Regions from separate parts of the Mus musculus genome. Here region 2 is linked to region 1. Evidence: chromatin loops called from intact Hi-C (ENCODE). Cell type or tissue: heart. All regions are shown on one strand. Links, peaks and the distances in the headings refer to the core of each region. The heading gives the core; the rest is flanking DNA.

What was found. Peaks named below come from ENCODE experiments on the same cell type or tissue, not always from the same donor. Only the 100,000 strongest peaks of a DNase experiment are listed, where the experiment ranks them.
Region 2: a loop joins it to region 1, with 2.3 times the contacts of the local background. A loop is called at or near these places in 1 of 42 quality-filtered maps.

The regions. Positions count from the first base shown.
Region 1 is chr11:120,376,324-120,383,266 of GRCm38, reverse strand. It overlaps Faap100 (Fanconi anemia core complex associated protein 100), which reads left to right and starts at 4,521. Exons shown (of 10, transcript NM_027980.2): 1 at 4,521-4,725; 2 at 4,821-4,939; 3 at 5,606-6,561. The coding sequence starts at 4,561. Nploc4 (NPL4 homolog, ubiquitin recognition factor) reads left to right here. Exons shown (of 17, transcript NM_001195023.1): 17 at 641-3,469. The coding sequence ends at 798. In heart, for the core only: a CTCF peak has its summit at 4,403 (motif pointing left); DNase peaks (open chromatin) are centred at 2,796, 4,426, 4,916, 5,786 and 2 weaker places; H3K4me3 peaks cover 2,717 bases; H3K27ac peaks cover 3,026 bases.
Region 2 is chr11:120,312,630-120,319,629 of GRCm38, reverse strand. No RefSeq gene overlaps it. Among named protein-coding and RNA genes, the nearest start is that of Mir6935, 31 kb to the left of the region's middle. RefSeq lists an enhancer at 2,204-4,757. In heart, for the core only: no CTCF peak of the experiment used is centred there; DNase peaks (open chromatin) are centred at 2,519, 3,399 and 4,079; H3K4me3 peaks cover 2,636 bases; H3K27ac peaks cover 3,850 bases.

The DNA.
Region 1 (6,943 bases), core at 1,944-6,943:
GTCATAGTCAAAATATAGGGCATGAGCTCTGTCATTTAAATACTGGCCCTCTGGCCCAGGTGCCTCCTTGGAGTGCTTGGGCAAAGGGACAGACATGGGTGGCTGCTTTAGCTGGATTTACTAACAGTTTGCAAAAGAAGATGTAGGAATATACTATCATTCTTCAAGGACATGGCAGGGAAAGCATGAGACACCACTGCATGCTCATCAGAGTGCTAAAATGAAAAAAACCAAAACCAAACGAACCTGACAGTATCAAGCACTGTGGAGAGCATGGGGCAGGTTGGACTTGAACTCTACTTGGGAGTGGGTGTGGTATTTGAACTGGGACGTAGCCGTCTCAATGTTGAATCTTTACCAGGGTAAAGGAAGATACAAAGAAAGCTCCCAGAGTTTGTGTGAGAGTGAATCTATGCAGATGCTCACTACGGGGTGTGAGGTTCCCGCAGAAATACCTAGCAACAGGGAGCAGACTTCAAGTGCAAGTAGGAAGGTGTTTGCTGACTGGAGCCAGAACACTTGATGTGCTGACAGTTTGGGCTTACGCAGTAGGGGCTTTGAGCCACCCTGCCCTGCCATCTGGCTCTAAGGAGATGTCTTTTTCTGTGCAGGCATGACGTGTTCTCACTTTACCCTACAGGCACCGTTGGTGTGCAGCTCCCAGGCCTCCACGAGTTTGGTGCAGTCGGGGGCTCTGCACGCGCTGCTACCTCTGCCATGTGGGCCTGTCAGCACTGCACCTTCATGAACCAACCTGGCACAGGCCACTGCGAGATGTGCAGCCTCCCCCGGACCTAGGGCTCTGGGCCTCTGCTGCATGGGACTGGGCCAGCCCAGCCCTCTGAAGTCTGGAGCGCCACATGTTCCCTATAAGGCCTGAAGCCCACAGCCCTGAAACAGTGGGGCCAGCTGCCCTGGTATTCCAGATACCCTGAAGCGTCTCCGTGCAGATCTTGAAGAGAAAGAACCTCGGCTGCTGTGCTGGGGTTGAACAGAGCCTCCCACCTGGGAAGGCAGAGCAGACCTGCCCAAGAGCTCCCCACACGCCTCACGTGTTGGAGGGACTGAACACGTCCAGCCAATCACCTGAAATTGGGGTGTACAGAGAGGGTGCTGCTGTCACCCAGCTATCTCTCCTTCCTCTATGATCTTTGTTTTCTGCCTTCCCACCTTCTCCCCCAGTGTTCGGATGAATGTTCCTGGCTGTCTCTGTTCCCTTGCTGTGGGGCTGTGTCCCTCCTTTGGGAGCATGTGTGGCTAGGGTGTGGCAGCCTTTGTCTGACATGCAGTATAGTAGGTCCCTGACCTTTACTTGCCTGAAATCAGCAGTTATCAATAATTCCCACCCAGGAAACTTTTATTTATTGTTTTTTAAAGATAAAACTGCACAGATGGGAGTGAGAGATTTACCTCTGCTCCTTCCTCCTTCAGTGCAGCCCCTCTTGGGTGGTTTATTGGGCAGGAGGCCACCATCATTTCTCCTCAGAAGCAAACCTCAGTGCCTGAGACTTTCCTGCCACGCTGCAGACAGTGGCAGTTGGTAGCATGGGTGGTTCATCAGAGCAGTGGTGGCTCTTGCCTGGCAGTCAGCCCCTTCAAGTCTGGACAGCCCTGGAGTTCTGGTCCCCTCTCCTAGCACTGTACCTTTACCCAGCGAGTCCCCACACTGTGGTCTTCTTGCACAGTGTGTGGCAGTTGAGAAAGCCTAGAAAAGGTGCCCATTTGACCACTGTGAGGCAAATAGAAACAGTCCCTAAGGGTCCTATGTGGCTGTGTTGTGACAGCCCTTACCCAGGTAAGAGATGGATGTCGTGATGCCTCGTTGCCTTAATGAGAGCTGAGTCAGCTGTCCTTCACCCTGGGAAAGTCCATGCCAGCTGTGGACTGCTGGGAGCCATGTTTGTCACCTTAGTAGAATGCACCAATGTTCCCTTCTGCATCTCTGGCCCTGTGGACAGAACACTTATTGCTAGGTTATCTATCGTGTGGCAGGGCTGGCCAGCACCGTTGGGTCTCACCTGGCATGAGATCTGAAGCTAAAGCCCTGGGACTGTGGAGCCATTGGGCTTGGTTTGGTATTGACAGGGTCATCCTGAGGGGTTAGCAGTGGTAGAGAGCAAGGCAAGTGATCTCTCCAGCTACCTGCCAGCAGTAGAGAGAGAGAGAGAGAGTGCTGAGGGCTGGTAGTGTCTCTGGCTAGGGCTTCACCTTTCGGTTTTTTGTTTTTTGTTTTTTCTGGTCCCTGAGTCTGGCATTTCTGTCTGTGACTTAGCTATGTTTCTGATGCCAATCACACTAGCACCATTACATGCTGGGCAGGTGCTGGGCAGCACAGACGCTGGAGACCTGTTTGCCACTGCTTGTCCCCCATTCATCTTTGTCTACAAAGTTAATTACGTTCTCATGTTCTGGCATCCACATAATTCTTGTTTTCTCTGACTTATAGCTAAAGAAATTTTTGTGGTTTCTCTGCTTATGGTTTTGAGTTACTCTTTGTTCAGTAATGCACTTTATTTTATTGTCCAAAGAGAGTCAAGCTAAAGCTACCACCTTGGGGTGAGCCCTACAGAAGGTTCAGACCCGGGCAGCTCAGCTACCTCCTTCTACATGGAGGTGGCCCTGGTCCCACCTCTAATCCCTACTGTCATCAGGCACTACAGCCCAAAAAGAGGTGCTTGTGAGCACACCCACCCAAGTGAACCCAGTGGCTGCCATGGTCCTCTTCAGGCTCAGAGATGGGTCTAGCCCTGGCCTTGCTCTGATCAGCCTGCTCCTGGGGCATGGGTGCTCCCGCTTCTGCTCTGCTTGGGCTCACAGGTATGCACTGGCTGGGTGTGGATGAGTATTTTTCTGACCCCAGCCCTGCAGTGGAACCTAATAAAAGCACCTGAAGCGATTGTCCTGCTCCCAGTGCATTGTTCCTGTGCCCAGAACCACAGTCCACCGGTGTGGCATGGATGTGTTGCCTTGTAAGGACAGTCCTGAGTGTTAGAACCTGGTGTGCAGAAGATAAACTGACGATGCTTCCAACCCTGGAGGTGACTCCGATGCTGCAAAGAATTCATCTCCCACTTGTTTCCACTCAAGGTGTCTTCAGAGCAGCCTGGGGCTTGGGCTCAGATCTGTTTCAGAGACCACTCAGAAATGATAAAATAGGTCCAGGCTTCACCCTTGGGTTAAAGTTGGTTTTTGTTTTTTTGTTTTCACTTAATTTACAGCTGGGCATAGTGGTCTGTGCCTTTATTCCCAGTACTCTGGAAGCACAGACAGGCTACAACTATAAAGCCTAAGAAATAAATATTTGGGGCTGGGGGGTGTCCAGTTCCAGACAGAGCTTTTTGTTTTTTGTTTTGTTTTGTTTTCATAAGCGTTGCTGTTGTAGAACTAGCTTTGTAGACCAGCCTGGCCTTGAACTCAGATCCACCTGCCTCTGCCTCCTGAGTGCTGGGATTAAAGGTGTATACCACCACACAGCTTTTATTTATTTAATCGTATGCTTTTGTACACATAAATACCTTAGTAAAAGATGTAGGAGCCCCTGGAGCTGTTGGGGGTTGTGAGCTTCCCTATGTGGATGCTGGGAATCAAACTTGGGTCTTCTGCAAGTACAGCGTGTGCTCTTACGGCTGAGCCGTCTCTCCAGCCCCAGGATGTTGTTCTGACATCTACACTAGGGTTACACTATGCTCTCTAAGTTCACAGGACGTTTTGTGCCTGGTTGTGACCCCACACACCTTTGTAGATTTGTCCGCTGTAATTTTCAGATGAACGTTCTTTTAAGAGTCAAGGTTGCCTGCGCTGGCTCCGAACTCAAGTATTCCTGCCTTCAGCCCTCCGAGTAGCTGCCACTTCAGAAGCATAGGCAGTGGTGTCTAGTTTCTGATGAGTGCTCTGGAAGAGTAGTATTTCATCTTGTACTTGGAGCCTCATTCCAGGGTAGGATTCTCCGCCTGCTCCCTCAGGGAGCCCCAAGAAGAGCTGTCATTGAAGAAAATGTGGTTTCCCTTAGACCCAGCTCATTAGGGTTTTCAGCATCCTCTGCTGTAGAATCACATCCTGCCGCGTTCATGAGTGGAGCAAAGGCTCTTCTGGATGGCTGGCCTGAAGCACCTTTTTCCCTATCAAGGGACTGAATGGTGTGCTGTGCCACCCTACTCCTGAAACCCCGTGCTATACGGGTGGTGCTCTCAAGTGCTGTCACAAAACGGTGCCAGGGCAAGTGCTGCATACAAGCCTTGCACCAGAGCAACCTCTGCTCAACAGGTAGGTGATCCGAGGCAAGGGCCCTGACGCGGGCCCCAGTGAACTTGCAGGACTGCATTATTTGGCTACCCTCTGGCTTTGTGCCTCCCGTTGTGGCTCTTTGCTAAGCCACGGTGTTTGGGGGCGTTCCCGCCCTCTAGCGGACCGTAGAGCAACTGTCCCCGCCCCTGCAGCAGGCTCCGGCCACGCCTCCGCAGCGGCCGCTTTACGGCGGAGGCCGCGCCGCGCCGTGGGCGGCCGTAAAGCCTGGAGGCGGCACCGCCCCTCCGGGCTGAGCTCTGGCCCGGCGCCCGCAGGATGGCGGGCGCTTCCTCGCGCGTGCACTACCTGTCGGACTTCTGCTGCCCGCTCGGAGGCCGAGCGGCGGGGAAGCCGTTTGTGCTGCGGCATGAGGCTGAGGTCTTTCTGTCCACCGGACGCGAGTTCGTCTATGTGTATGACCAGGAGGGCGGGCTGCTGACGGTGAGCGGAGGGCGGGAGGGCGGGCGGGCGGCGCCGTTCCGAGGTGAGCCGGGGCCGCGTGTGCCCTCGCCTGACCTCGCTCTCCTGGCGCCCAGGCGGTGTACCAGTTTCCCGACCAGGTATGGCACCTGCAGCTCCTGGCCATCCGCAGGGCACTCTACGTCCTGTGTGCCCGGACTGGCATCTACTGCCTGTCGTTGGACTCGCTGGACAGGTGAGGGGGCGTGGCCCCACGCGGCCGGCCAGTGACAAGTCGGGTCCCCAGGGAGGCCGGCTTTCATGTCCTCCTAGTTGTGAGAGGTTTGTCCCAGTAGTAGTCCCTTTGACGGCCACTGACAACACACTGGGGTAGGAAGCAGAGGACTGCGGTCTAGGCCGCCCATTCCCGCTCTCTAGTACCTGTGCATATGCAGGCGTGGCAGTTGTGTCTGCTTTTGTGAAGTTCTTAGCTGTTGAGGCTCAGGTAGTGAAGTCTGCAACCAGGAGCACCGCTATCACTGCCCTCCGGTGCCTGGCAAGACCTCTTGGAAGTGGGTCTCAGAAGACGGTGTCTCTGGCAAGCAGTGAGTGGCAAAAGCTCGTGTCCCTTGGCTTGTGCTGGAAGAACTCACCGTGCACAGCCCAGGCAGCCTTGGGAATAGTTCCCAAGCTGCCTCGATCTGCAGAGCTATGTTTCTGGCTGATCCTGTGTCAAGCGTGTGTGTGTGTGTGTGTGTGTGTGTGTGTGTGAGAGAGAGAGAGAGAGAGAGAGAGAGAGACCTACCTGCTGAATGGCCTGTGATGTCTCCTGCCTAGCCTACTCAGAGCAAGTCAGGTTACTGCTGAGCACGGTGTGAGTCTACCCCACCCAATACTGACTATGCTTCCATTGTTCCTGAAGGTCTGGGAGCCAGGCCTGTGAGGACAAAGAGGAAGCGGCTCCCCCCTACCCTGTGATCCATGTGGACCCGGATGCGTGTGTCCTCCCTGACGCTGCCCTCTGTGCCTTCACCGTGCTGGATGATATGCTGGTCACCCTGGCACAGGGCCCCACCCAGTGGAAGATGCAGCTGTTTGAGCGTCCCTGTGCAGGGGAGGAGCCTCTGCCCAGAGGCCAGATTGGTGAGGTGGAGTTGTCCACTTGCACCCCACCAGGTGGGGTGCCAGAGAAGCCTGCAGCCCCCCGCTTCCTGCCCGTGCTGTGCTGCGTGTTCCCACCAGACTCCAGGGCACCTCATGGTCACCCCCAGGGCTGTGGGTGCTTCACGCTGGAGGAGGCTCTCTTTGGTCTACTCTTTGGAGTCGATGCCACCCTCCTGCAGTCCCCTGTGATCCTCTGCGGTCTCCCTGATGGCCAGCTTTGTTGTGTGGTCCTGAAGGCCTTGGTTACTTCTGGGTTAGCCCCTGGTGACCCAAAGGTCCTGGTCAAGATCCTCCACCACCTAGAGGAGCCTGTGATCTTCATTGGGGCTTTGAGGGCAGAGCCACACGAGGAGGAAGCAGCAGGAGAGCTGCTGCCTGGCCAGCATGAACACTCTGACTGCCTAGTAGCCCTTGGTCACCAGGGCCGGACACTGGCCATCAAGGCCAGCTGGAGTGAGTCAGGGAATCTGGTGCCGGAGCTGCGTGAGTATTGCCTCCCAGGGCCTGTGCTCTGTGCTGCCTGTGACAGGGATGGCCACGTGTACCACAGCACTCCCTCAGACCTCTGTGTGGTAGACTTGACTCGGAGAGACAGTCCTTGGAACCCTGAGAAGCCAGACGGGGCCATAGGAGGTCTACCCTCTGTGCTGTGCCCAGCCAGCTTGAACATCTGCAGCGCCCTGGCTCTGTGTGTGACAGCAAGGGCACCTACAGGTATGAGCTGCCATTCGTCATCATAGAGGCGCAGGACAGGCTCCTCCCTGACGGTCTCTTCCCTCAGCTGTCCTTCTTCCTTGCCTTTTTGTTTGGTGAGACTTTTGCTAATTCAGCAGGTATGGGCCTTCCTCATCAGGCTCATCACAGACCAGAAGTTCACTCACTCCTGTCTTGGGGTCAAGGACCTTTGTATGTGTGTCCTCCCTGGAACACGGCTGTGGCCCCTCAGTTGGGCGGGCGCCACAAGCATACGGCTTGTGGGGTTGGTTTAAGAGCATCTCCCACAGCAGCTTTCAAATCGGGTCAGGCCAAACCCCCACATGTCCTCTGAGAGCTCAAGGAGCCTGCTTTAGCTGCTGTGTGGCCTGTTTATGAGCCA
Region 2 (7,000 bases), core at 1,208-6,207, 63 kb after region 1:
TAGTAGCAGGGTGTGGTGGCACACACCTTTAATCTCACACGTGGCAGGCAGGTGCAGGTGCAGGTGCAGGTGGGGCTATGGGTTTTCCAGGACAGCCTGGTCTACGTGAAGTTTCAGGACAACCATGGTCGCCAAGTGAGTTGGTTCTGTGTACATAACAGGTGATATCCGGCCCAATCACTGTTCACTGATGGACTGCTGGCCATTCCAGGTTAGGCTTACAAATGAAGCTGCTGACTGTCCCCAGTGCTGGGATGGCAAATGTGACCCCCCAAACCCAGTGTCTTTTATCTTAGATAAACTGAGTGGAATTGCTGGGTCACGTGTAACTTTGTACTAACTAGACAGATGAGCTCTCATTGTGAATGGCACACCAGTAATGTCTGAAAGCTAATGCTGGGCATGGTGGTGCACACCTTTAATCCCAGCACTCGGGAGGCAGAGGCAGGTGGATTTCCGAGTTCGAGGCCAGCCTGGTCTACAGAGTGAGTTCCAGGACAGCCAGGACTACACAGAGAAACCCTGTCTCGAAAAAACAAAAAAACAAAACAAAACAAAACAAAAAAAAAAACAAAAAAGAAAGTTCATGCCTCCCCCCACCACCATATGATATGGTCACAGATATGGGTGACATTTTAATGAGACTATCATTTACATTTTCCTGATGTCTTTTTACTGTTAATGTACTAACTTATTCTAAAGATCTACTTTATTTTTTATTTTATCTTGTTTATTGTTATTTGGTTTTTCGAGACAAGGTTTCTCTATGTAGCCCTGGCTGGCTACCATCCTGGAACTCACTCTGTAGATCAGACTGGCCTTGAACTCAGAGATCCACCTGTCCCTGTCTCCTGAGTGCTGGGGTTAAAGGTATGCACCATCATGCCTGACCCAATTTACTTTATTTTTTTAATATGTGCATGTGTGTCTTCGGGTGGGCATGTGCACTTGAGTGGAGGTGCCTTCCAGGACAAGAGAAATCACTGACATTTTGAGCTGGATGTGTAGAGCTTGCATACTCCCTCACACAGGCCCTGAGAACTGAACTCAGGTCTGCTGCTTGTGTAGCGTGCATCCAGCCACCCCTCTGGTCCCTGAATGTTTAAAGTATCCTTTCTCCTTGGTTTACCTTTCTTTCTTTGTTTTTGAGATGGTCTTTCTCTGTAGCCCAGACAGGCCTTGGACTACGCACCTCCCACCTCGTGAGCGCCGAGATCACAGGCCTGCATCACCAGGCGCTGTCACATTTGAAGAATTTTTTTTTTCGCGATAGCTTTCTACATTGAAAATGTATTAAGCCGGGCGAGGTGGCGCACGCCTTTAATCCCAGCACTCGGGAGGCAGAGGCAGGCGGATTTCTGAGTTCGAGGCCAGCCTGGTCTACAGAGTGAGTTCCAGGACAGCCAGGGAAACACAGAGAAACCCTGTCTCGAAAAAACCCAAAAAAAAAAAAAAAAAAAAAAGAAAGAAAGAAAATGTATTAAATCCAGGCAGAGGTGGTGTATACCTTTAATCCCAACATTCAGGAGGCAGGGCCAGGCAGCTGAAGGCCAGCTTGGTCTACAGAGTGACCAGGATTACAGGGCTACACAGAAAAATCCTCTCTCCCTCAACAAAACAAAACAAAACAAACAACAACCACAAAGACAAAAAGAGAGAAAGAAAATATTTTAGCAATTTTTTATCTTTGTTTGCTTAAATTAAACATTTTCTCCTAATTAATTTTACTGTGATATTCTTTTGAGATAAGGTGTCATGTAGCCTAGGCTGCCTCAAATCTACTACACTGCTGAGAGTAACTCTGAATTCTTAACCCTTCTCTTTCTACCTAAAGGTTCTAGAATTCTTTCTTGCAGGGGAGGAAGGCAAGCAGACTTGGGAGTTGTGACTGGCCACTGCTAGAGCAGGCTTGACCTGTTTTCCCTCCACTGTGGTATTACGTGAGCCTTGGTGAGCTCTGGTTAGACCCGGAAGCCTCCGGGCAGCTCCGCAGCACAGCGTTGGCTTCCTTTTTGTCCATTCCCCACCCCCACTCCCCACCCCACCCCCCACCCCCCCGGGAATGTTAGTGAAACACAAATCTTGCTGTTTGCGTTTGGTGGACAGTACAGACACCTTTGTCTGGTCTGCCTGGTTTTGTCTTCTATTCATTGCTTTTACAAGAGCAGGTTACATGCTGGTCAGAATGACCCACCATAAAGAAGTGGTCCTGAGGTCCCAATGAATCAATGTCTATCCGTATTTTTGACCTTCTCACACGAATACGCAATGTGCTCTGGTCACATTTATTCACCTCTGTCCCTCACTGTAAAGGACAGACATGGCTTCCATGTTTCTCTTTTTCTTTCCCCTCCTTTTTTAAGTTATAAAGAAAACATTGATTTTGACTCTTGATTCTGGGTCAGGGTTGGGAGCAATGTGCGGGGGAGCCTCAGGCAGCACAGGGCGAGACATGCTGAGAGACAGGAAGTCAGTCCTTCATGCTGTGACTCTGGAGAGGCATGTAGTATCTGGAGTCCCAGCAGCCACCTCGCCGCCACCAGGGAAGGAGGGAAATCAGCACCCACAGGTGTTGCAGGGGAAAGAGCAGAAGAATCTGGGACCCCGCCCGACGGGACAAAATCACACCGCACCTCTAACTACCTCAATTCCCAACCCCTCACCCCATCGATAATGTGAGAAAAATAATTCTTGCAAACTGAATCCCTGCTAATTGGCTCTCTGTAACCAAACTGACTAGCGAGCAGCTTCCTGGACATGCCTCTGTAGAGGACACCAGCCCCTGTTGGGAGCTTGGGGCTTGCAGAAGCCGGGGTTCTGGGGAGCTATGCTACAGCATGCAGGATTCCTGTCTGTAGTTAACAGATTTCAGCTCGGGGTAGCAGAGTGAGAAGACAGTCTGGGGACAAGATAAGGGTGCCCAGCGAAACCCTGGGGAGCCGTTTTCAGAAAGTGAGTATCCACCTGGGCAACAAGCAGCCGGCGTCCACGGTGGCCCGGCCTCTGCCACGATGTTACCTCGGCACTAGGGACCCAGGCTCGCAGACAACTGCTGCTTACCCCAAGACACTGAGCCCTCACCAATTGGGAGTGACCTTTTCCTGTTTAAAAGCAAGTACTGAAGTTGGTCAGGAGCCCGCTTTCTTGTTTTGTTTGGTGTGCAGCTCCAACGCAGGGCCTGGAGCTTAAGTGTTAAACATCAGCGTACACCTCCAGGTATGGCTTCTCTTCCGTTTTCTCAGCTCTGCCCTTCACACTCCCCTCTCCTCGCTCCACACACTGCTGGCTCGGCAAACAGCAAGCGTGGACCTCCGAGATTAGAAGGAACAAAAGCCTGGGGCTCCCAGCAGCCCTGCGGGCAAAGAGAACTTCATTATGATTGGGCGAGGCCGGGATTGCCTGAACCAATCACAATGCAGGGTAGGCAGGTCTGCTCTGGTTGGCTTGTGCTGGTGCTGGGCAGGATGGACGCCCAGCAGCTACTGTCTGGTCCGCAGGACGTTTTGGGAGACAGGAAGCAAGTGGTTTTGCCCCAGGCAAGCCTGAGAGTGGACCTAGAGCCAGTTGCTAACGTCAGTTCATTTCGTCCCGCTCACTGACCAGTTAGACAATTAAGTCCCGCAGCCTCGATGCCTTGCTTTTTTTTTTTGCCTGTGTGGTGGGGTTCACAATGCTGGGAGCTGTGTGCTAACTTATGTAAACGAGTGAGTGTTAATATGCGCGAGCCAGTGCGCGCGCGCGCGCGCACACACACACACACACACACACACACACACACACACACACACACACCACACAGCCACTGAGCCCTCACCAGAACAGAGGGATGGATGTCATTATTATGCCCTCCAGTCTCCTAACTGTGAACAATGCCTTTTTTCTCTATAAAGTGAGCCCATCTCCCATATTTCAATATAGTAAAGAAAAATGCTCCAATGCAGATGGCGTGTCATTTCTTTATTGCCAGGCAACAAATGACCTTACAACCCTGGAGCTTGAATAGACATCTGTTACCTCACACAGTGTTTGAGAGTGGGCAGTCGGCAGACTGGGGTGGTTTTGGCTCAGGTTCTCCCATGAGGGTGTGGCCGGGCTGGGGCTACAGTAGCTCACCCACTGCCAGGTGCAACCTATGTGGAAGAGAGGAACCAGAAACCATGGCAACCTTCATAGCTGGATTCCATGCGCATTATCACTCCTGTGGCCACAGACACTGTGGGAGGGTAGATGTAGGCAGAGCGGGAGCACCAAGATGCTGCAGTTTCTGTGTCCACCTATGTTGGTCTTAATCTCTCGGCATTCAGTTTTGTAAGGAAGCGCCAGGTTTTGCAGCAGTTTGGGAATCACACCCCAGAAGGCGAAGATGGTGCGTGCCCAGCCCTCTGTGGGAGGTCCCGCAGTTCAGTCCACTCGGGCCCACCCAGTGTATTCCAAGACCTGCATTTCTTTTTTTCTGTTTCTTTTTGCTGAAAATGCCCACATTGGCTGCAAATAAAAACCTTGCCTGGACATGTTGACTTTGTCTATCATGATGATAGATTTTAAGGAATGGGTAGGATCCAAGCTCTCCCTGTGAGCCACAATCAAAAACTTGTCAGCCTCAAGGAGGGTTCGGGGCTGTACCCTTACCCAGATTGCACAGTTTTACGAAAGTGAGATTGCAGCCACAGGCTGCAGGCAAATGAACTCACTGGCAAGATTGTACAAGAGGAGGCTATCTCAGGGGGTGGGACCAAACGAACAAGAGGAGGCTACCGCAGGGGGCGGATGCTAAACAAGCGTCAGAATCCGGGAATCCCTACAACTCCAGGGGCCTATGGCGCCAGACACTTGAGGATCAGGGGTTAGATTTTCAGCTATCTGTCCTGTGAAGCCTCCGAGGAAATAAGTCAGTCTGCACCACTTTAAAACAAACAAACCAACAACAACAACAACAACAACAACAACAACAAACCTAGCCTGGCGGTGGTGGCTCACACCTTTAATCCCAGCACAGAGAAACCCTGTCTGGAAAAGCCACAAACAAAAACAAAGCAAAACAAAACAAAAACCTAAATTAAATATGTCCACATAGGACAATCTTGAGGCAGCAGTGAGGAAGGGAGGGTGGGGAGTCAGACAAGGCTGTCAGTAAGTGTTCTTGGGAGTGCTCTGGCTCCCTCCCACTGACCACAAGGTCCTGCAGGCCCGTCCTTATGTGAGTCTAACTGCCTACACCAGCTTAGTGTCCTTGGTCAGCCATAGACCAGGCTCATCCACAAAGTGTCACAGAAACATCAAACAATAGCTGAAGGGGGGGGGGCGGGGAGGCGGGAGGCAGGAAGGAGGTCTGTCTGTCCAGAAAGCATCTGTGGGCCCACTCCTGGCCAGAGTGGTAATGTCCTTGTCCTGTAGGGTCTGCTTAGTTTCTGCACACAGCAGTGCTCAGAGGAGGTCTGTCTGGTCCTCCTGCTCTTCTTCCTTTGTGGGAAATTTCAGGGGCTGGAGTAGCAGGTCCAGCATCCCAGGTCTGCCTTTTCCCCAAGCAGGCCCTTCCAGAGTCCCCATGGGACAACTTCCTTACACCGGGAGTGTTTGCCAACTTGGCAGATAAGTAACCACTTGTGACTGAATTTTCGTTCTTTCTTTTGGGGAGGCTATGAAAAATCTTTGATAATCTTTGCTCATTTCCTACTAAGTGTCCCTGTTTTCCTTACTGAAGAAGGACCTTCTAGAATATTTGTTCCTATTTAGTTAATTTTGAGACAGAGTCTGACTGTGGAGCCCTGGCTGGCCACAAACTCCCAAAAAGATCTGGCTGTCTCTACCTCCTGTGTGCTGGTGGTATTTGTCTCTCAACCGCTTTGGTGTGCAGTTTGAAAGAAGCTAGCTAGCTGTGGCTTGAAAAAGGCTTTACATTCAGGCCGTCTGTTGTGTGTCAGATGCATGTAAGTGACGTGGGTCTACCATTCATGCACCTGCAGAGCCCAGAGGTCAATGTGGGCTGTGCTCCTAAAGGGCTTTGCCACATTGTGTTTTTTTTCATTTATTTGGTGTGTGTGCATGCATATGTGTATATATGTGTCTGTGCATGTGTGTATACATGTGTGTGTGTGTGTGTTTAGTTTAGAGAATAACTTGCAGAAATCAGTTTTTTCTTCCATATGTTAGTTCCAGGGACTGGGCTCAGGTTACTAGGCTTGGCAGCAAGAGCCTTTTTCTCTCCAGTGTTCTGTTTTGTCTGTTTTTCTTTTCTTTCTTTTCCTTTTTTTTTTTTTTTTTTGAAACGGGATTTCTCTGTGTAGCAGCCCTGGGTATCCTGGAGCTCTCGTTGTAGACCATACTGGTCTTGAACGCAAGCCTGTCTCTCCATCTTATTTTTTAAAACAGAGTCTCTCCTGCCAGTTTCCACACTTAGCCTTTATGTGGGTGCTGGGTATCTAAATTCAGTCCCTGTGCCTGCTGCCGGCACAGCAGGCCTTCACCCTGAGCCACTTCCAGCTGCATATTTTCGTTGTTCTAATTTCACACCATAGACTGGTTTGAAACAATTCAGAGATGCCGTTTATTGTCAGGTGTGGTGGTGGTTGCCCTTAACCCCAGCACTCTGGAGGCAGAAGCAGGCAGATTTCTGTGAATTCGAGGTCAGCCTGGTCTACAATGCAAAGTCCAGGACAACCAGGGGTAGATAGAGAAACTCTGTCTCGAAAAACCAAGACAAACAAAAAAACCAACCACACAAAAAATGATGTAGTTCATTAAGATGAGATTTTAAAAAAAGTTTTAAGCATTAATATGTAGATCAGGCTGACCTCAAACTTGGGTGATTTTTCGGCTTCACCTTTTAGGTGCTGGGATCATTGGCATGAGCCCTACAGTGAGCTCAGAACTAAGTCAATAGTGAGTGTATGTGTGCCATGGCTTCCTAGTCAGTTTGAGGTAGGCTGGGAAGACAGAAGACATGAAGGATGTTCGAGGAACAGAGCCCCCTTTCATCAGTCTGCTCAAGTCTTTCGCTGAG